Regions from separate parts of the Homo sapiens genome. Here region 2 is linked to region 1. Evidence: read pairs that join two places in POLR2A ChIA-PET (ENCODE). Cell type or tissue: GM12878. All regions are shown on one strand. Each heading gives the region's core, and the rest is flanking DNA. Links, peaks and the distances in the headings are about the cores only. Region 1 overlaps LINC02455 (long intergenic non-protein coding RNA 2455). Region 2 overlaps WNK1 (WNK lysine deficient protein kinase 1).

The links. Peaks named below come from ENCODE experiments on the same cell type or tissue, not always from the same donor. Only the 100,000 strongest peaks of a DNase experiment are listed, where the experiment ranks them.
Region 2: POLR2A ChIA-PET joins it to region 1 with 8 read pairs; 7 of 35 experiments call an interaction of 5 or more read pairs at or near these places.

Annotation. Positions count from the first base shown.
Region 1 is chr12:675,982-678,899 of GRCh38, reverse strand. The region is part of intron 3 of LINC02455 (long intergenic non-protein coding RNA 2455); the gene reads left to right. Among named protein-coding and RNA genes, the nearest start is that of NINJ2, 14 kb to the right of the region's middle. In GM12878, for the core only: no CTCF peak of the experiment used is centred there; a DNase peak (open chromatin) is centred at 1,529; H3K27ac peaks cover 1,858 bases.
Region 2 is chr12:809,318-812,235 of GRCh38, reverse strand. All of the region lies in intron 1 of WNK1 (WNK lysine deficient protein kinase 1), which reads right to left. Among named protein-coding and RNA genes, the nearest start is that of WNK1, 58 kb to the right of the region's middle. RefSeq lists an enhancer at 2,755-2,918. In GM12878, for the core only: no CTCF peak of the experiment used is centred there; a DNase peak (open chromatin) is centred at 1,404; H3K4me3 peaks cover 446 bases; H3K27ac peaks cover 700 bases.

The DNA of each region.
Region 1 (2,918 bases), core at 251-2,750:
CGATGTCCACGACTCACGTGGAAGCCGTGGCTCTGTCCTTTGCTAGTGTTTGGCCATGGGCTCTTGGCGCAGCCTGGTCTGTGAAATAAAGGGGTACGCAGGGTCGTCCTGTGACCCATGTGTGACGACATTATAGGAAAACATTTGGAGAACACAGAGGTTCTGTCCGCAGGTTACTTAGTCTTAATGAGAAAAGGGCTTGACCTCAGCCTCTTGAAGAAGGTACAAAAAGAGAGAGAGAAAAGGGCACCAGAGGAGTGCTAGTAAAGAGCAGAAAGAGAAAAAAACTCCCAGCTGGGGCACAGTGGGAAGAGTGCATGAGAGAACAGCGTCAGAGCCTCCAAACACAGGGGCCCACCCATCGCCATCCCTTCCTCATTCACTGTGAGTGACCTGGGGTTACGTGCCTGCTGGGCCTCAGGAGACAGATTTGGGGGGAACACCGGACAGGCACTGTATGTATCTAAAGTCTAATCATGTTTTTTTTTAATTTCTTTTTCTTTTTCTTTCTTTTTTTTTTTTTTTTTTTTTTTTGAGATGGAGTCTTGCTCTGTTGCCCAGGCTGGAGTGCAATAGCACGATCTCAGCTCACTGCAACCTCCGCCTCCCAGGTTCATGCTATTCTCCTGCCTCAGCCTCTCCAGTAGCTGGGATTACAGCATGCACCACCACATCTGGCTAATTTTTGTATTCTTAGTAGAGGCGGGGTTTCACCATGTTGGCCAGGCTGGTCTCAAACTCTTGACCTCATGATCCGCCTGCCTCGGCCTCCCAAAGTACTGGGATTACAGGCATGAGCCACCGCACCCGGCCCTCTTTTTCTTTTTCTTTTTCTTTCTTTTTTTTTTTTTTTGAAACAGAGTTTCACTTTTGTTGCCCAGGCTGGAGTGCAATGGCCTGATCTCAGCTCACCACAACCTCCGCCTCCTGGGTTCCAGTGATTCTCCCATCTCAACCTTCTGAGTAGCTGGAACTACAGGCATGCGCCACCACGCCTGGCTAATTTTTGTATTTTTAGTAGAGACAGGGTTTCTCCATGTTGGCCAGGCTGGTCTTAAACTCCCGACCTCAGGTGATCTGCCCGCCTCAGCCTCCCAAAGTGCTCCGAAAGTGCTGGGTGCTGTGAGCCGCCGTTCCCGGCCTTTTTTTTTTTTTTTTTAGAGATAAGGTCTGGCTCTGTCACCCAGAGTGCAGTGGCATAATCATAGCTCACTATAATTTACCACCATGCTCAGCTAATTATTTTTATTTGTTTTTTGTAGTGACGGGGTCTTGCTATGTTGCCCAGGCTGGTTTCAAACTCCTGGGCTCAAGTGATCCTTTTGCCTTGTTCTCCCAAAATGCTGGGATGACAGGCCTGAGCCACCATGCCCAGCCTGTTATTTCTTATTAAATCTCTTTGCACAACATTGGGAGAGCTTGCCAGCAAAGGGCAGCAAGTCATCTAGAAAGACGCATTTTGATAGGTGGAAACTTAACACCAAACGAAGAGGGATTTTTTTTCCTGCCCCAGTGGTCCTCACTTTCTGTGGCCTGAAGCTTGTGTCCCTTAGCTGCTTAAATTCCCCAAGACTCAGCTGACTTCAGGGGTAAATCACTACCTTGGTGCTCTCTCCCTCATACACCTTGAAAGCTGAGGATTGTGTTTTGGTTTTTTTCTCTCCCTAAAAGGTAGCTGTACTCTGTCTTCCTTTTAACCACAGTTCCCTAGAAAATAAGAACTGTGACAAACAAAAGGAGATGGGTACAAGAATAGGCCTTACTCCTCTTCTCCCCCAGTTCCTCAGCCCCAGATCCCAGGGACCCTAACCATGGTTGCAGTTTTCGTTGAGGAATTAAGGCCTACAAAGAAAATCTAATGCGCAGTAACCTAAGCTTGACTCTTGGCTTAGAAGTCCCAGCTTCAGGAAAAGCCTACCCATTAGGTTCTTTCCTCATTCTGTTGAGGTAGCTCTTATGAGCTCTATTTTACACACATGGCTCCTCAGACTTAGAGAGAGTAAGTCAGTTTCCCAAAGTCTGCAGTGGTGCATAGTAACATTTTTAATATTACCTTCAGTACTGGCTCTGTTTTACATATAACTCAGTGATTGCCAAGGAAGACGGGGCTGCACACCCCCATAAGGGTATTCGAGCGTGTGTGTGTGTGTGTGTGTGTGTGTGTAAGGAGGAGGTTGAAACTTATATTCCATATAATATTATTTATGCTTGAAAAAGGACCCATTGCTTTCATTTTACAATGAAACTTTTACTTTTGTGAAAAGTAAATTGGACAGAAATCTTGACTGTCGGGGATCTGCAAAGGTATCCTCTTTAATGTGGAGGATGTTCAGAGCAGGGAGAGTGAGATGTTTATATTCTATTTATCAGTCGGGGGCTGTGGGTTAAATACAGCAGCCTAGCCTTTGCCAAGTCTCCACTGACCACGTGCTCCTGCTTTGGATCATTGATGTTTTGTATTTAATCTAATCTTGCAATGAAATTCTTCTCAGAGCTTTGTCATTTAGACTTCACTCTTTCTCATAAATAGCCGCAGTTTTTCTCCTCTGTTTAATAACAGAGGAAGAAAAAACAATCGTGATATAAAATGAAAAAAAATGCAATATAAGATTTTATGTATAGTATAATCTCAACTTTATTAATAATTTTTAAATGAATTTATAAAAGTTAATATGAGGGCCGGGCGCACTGGCTCATGCCTGTAGTCCCAGCTACTCGGGAGGCTGAGGCAGGAGAATGGCGTGAACCTGGGAGGCGGAGCTTGCAGTGAGTCGAGATCGTGCCACTGCACTCCAGCCCGGGCAACAGAGCGAGACTCCGTTTCAAAAAAAAAAAAAAAAGTTAATATTAGAGGGAATGTGCTGCAATGTTAAAAGCACAGACCTGAAGCCAGAAAGACTCAGGTATGAATATTGTCT
Region 2 (2,918 bases), core at 292-2,791, 130 kb before region 1:
GAGAATTGAAATTGGGCCTCTGAGTCTCAGTTAAGTCCAACACAACCCATACAGAATGATCAACTTGCAAAGGTCCCAGCTTTTGATTTTTAAAAATGGTTTGTAAAAGCTTATTGTAAAAAAGCTGCCAACTACTTATTTATAGCAAAGCATAGAGGGAAAAAAACGGGGGACTTCTTTGCCATCAAAAATCCGTATTTAATTTTCCTTGAGAATACACTGAATGACAATCTAAAAATTCCATAGAAATATTTAGAATATTTTATCTCTAATTTGCCCAGAAGACATCTATACTATAAATACAGGCTACTTTATATAGCTAAGTGTTTTTATCCTTTCTGAAAAGTATTATTTATTTTAAGGGATCTGAGAACCCCTGCTTAATGTTTGAAGTTAGAAATACAGATGCATGACAACAGATTATCATCAACAAAGCAGGAAATGGGGGAAACCTAAACAAATAATTTGGGGCTTCTTTCAATAGTTTGTCTACTTGTTCCATCTATAACTGAATATTGTTTTTTTTTTAATCTAGGAACATTTCATAAAATATCTTAGAGAAGTACATAATTTTAGCACCCAAAAGACTTTAAGACAATAATAAAGTAGATCAAAACTAACATAAGACACAGATCAGAAGGAACACCTGGGGTTTTAAAAATAATTTTTGCCAAGTATTTGCCATTTACTAGTTGGCTGCTTCACTTCATTTAATCCTCAGAAAAATGTTGTGAGACGAACTGACTCACAAAATTTTATTATCTCCCTCAAATTCACATGAAAAACAGAACTAAGAGACAAATGAAGATTTGGTTCAAAGCTCATGTTTCAATGACAACAAACAAACCCTAAATATTTTGCAAAACTTCTAAAATAATTTTCTTCTCAGAAGATCCACGTTTGTTATTATATAATAATTATTGAAAAGAAATAGGAACTTTATACTAAATTACAGCTGAAGGTAAAATAAGAGGAACCATATATTGTTTAAATATTACCAACTGTCAATCAAATTATCATGAATACAATGATAAAATTTTAAAAGACCGTATCAAAAAGTAGCATTAAAACATCAAGTGAGACTTAGAATGGATTAGCCACTGTTGCTTTTTAGAACCTTCTCTTCACCATTATGGAGCTGGATATTCCTGGGGCCTTAATATACTATACTATCCCAATTGCAGCATTCATTACCTTCAATATAAACTAAAGCTGATACAGCTAACCCATTCTATTCATTTCGTTCATTTCTTTCCATCTACATTAAGTTGTTTTGACAGGATAAATGAGCAAAACCAAGGATCCGTGTCACATGACCTCTTCATAACATGCACAGTTCCAGGCTGCTGGGGGTGGGGTGGGGGTCAGGCAACAACTAAAACAATTGCTCATCTCAGTACTACCCAAATTACAGTGCTCAGTAGATTATCCACTGATGTAATTTCTTCTGGAGTGAGAAGCACAATGCTAATGTTTAGTACAATGACCTCATAACCATTTGCACATCTTCCGTCCCTTGCTTTTAAGAAGCTGTTTCATTTTAAACATCCTCTGACAGACATCTCTCTTTACCCTCATATTTTAGTATTTTTAAAGTAGCAATCCCATCCTTTGCTATTGTTCACTTTATTCGCCCAGAAGCAAACCTTCCAAACCAATTGTGCTAATGGAGCAGTGAGACTAGTTTTCATTCATTAAACTTGAAATTTTTACTTTACAGCTAACAACTGTATCCCCAAAATTATCTGGTCCTCAAGTCTTATTAACATTTAAATTTCTCTAGTATTATATATGTGCAATATTCAAAATTTTACTGCTAAATTAAGACCACACATGATAACTCTACATATCAAAATATGGGTGGAGAAAAGTGTCTGGAATTCTTGATTAAAATATTTTAGGTCAATATTGGAATACTCCCTCCTTATCATTTTCTGCACCACACTGACTTAGCAAGACATGGGCATCTATTTCACCTTTTTTTTTTTTGAGACGGAGTCTTGCTCTGTCGCACAGGCTGGAGTGCAGTGACACAATCTCTGCTCACTGCAACCTCCACCTCCCGGGTTCAGGCAATTCTGCCTCAGCCTCCTGAATAGCTGGGATTACAGGCGTGTGCCACCACACCTGGCTAATTTTTGTATTTTTAGTAGAGACAGGGTTTCGCCATGTTGGTCAGGCTGGTCTGGGACTCCTGACCTTGTGATCTGCCCATCTCAGCCACCCAAAGTGCTGGGATTACAGACGTGAGCCACCGTGCCCGGCCTCTATTTTATCTTTTAAAGTGATACTAATTGTTGTTGGGTATTAGGATAAAGAAATAAAAACTTGTCTTCAGGCAGAGGGTACAGCAGTTTGTAACATTGCTTTCCAGGGCAGCATGGGTTTCAGTTACAGTTTACAGAGAAAACAATTTTTTAAAGAATTATTCTATGTGTTAAAAGAAATTAAGCATATAAATAATTATTTAAGTCTGGCAACTCTCTCATAGGCCTATATGGTATAACAGCAATTCAAAGATGACAGAAGTATTAACTGTAGGTAACTAACTCTTCTTAAAAACTTCAGAATTAGAGATTGAAGGCCTGGGAAAGGTTGGAAAAACTACAACTAGAAACAAAATAATAATTCTCATGCAAAAATTCTTAACTGTTAAAGATAGCAAAAAGACTAACATGGCTTTCAAGGTGTTTTGAAGTATAATATAAAAATTACACCTGCATTTTATGTGGCCAAATCTACAGATTAAATTCCTACTGCAGATTTCTTTATGACCTTCCAGTCTGGTACTCTTACGAGATGAAATTTGGGGTCTATCGCATAAAGAAGAGAGTCTATGTGAGCCCAACTTTCCTCAATGGGTGAAAAGATATCATAATTATGGGGGGGAGGGGCAGGTAAACATGGCATCACATCCC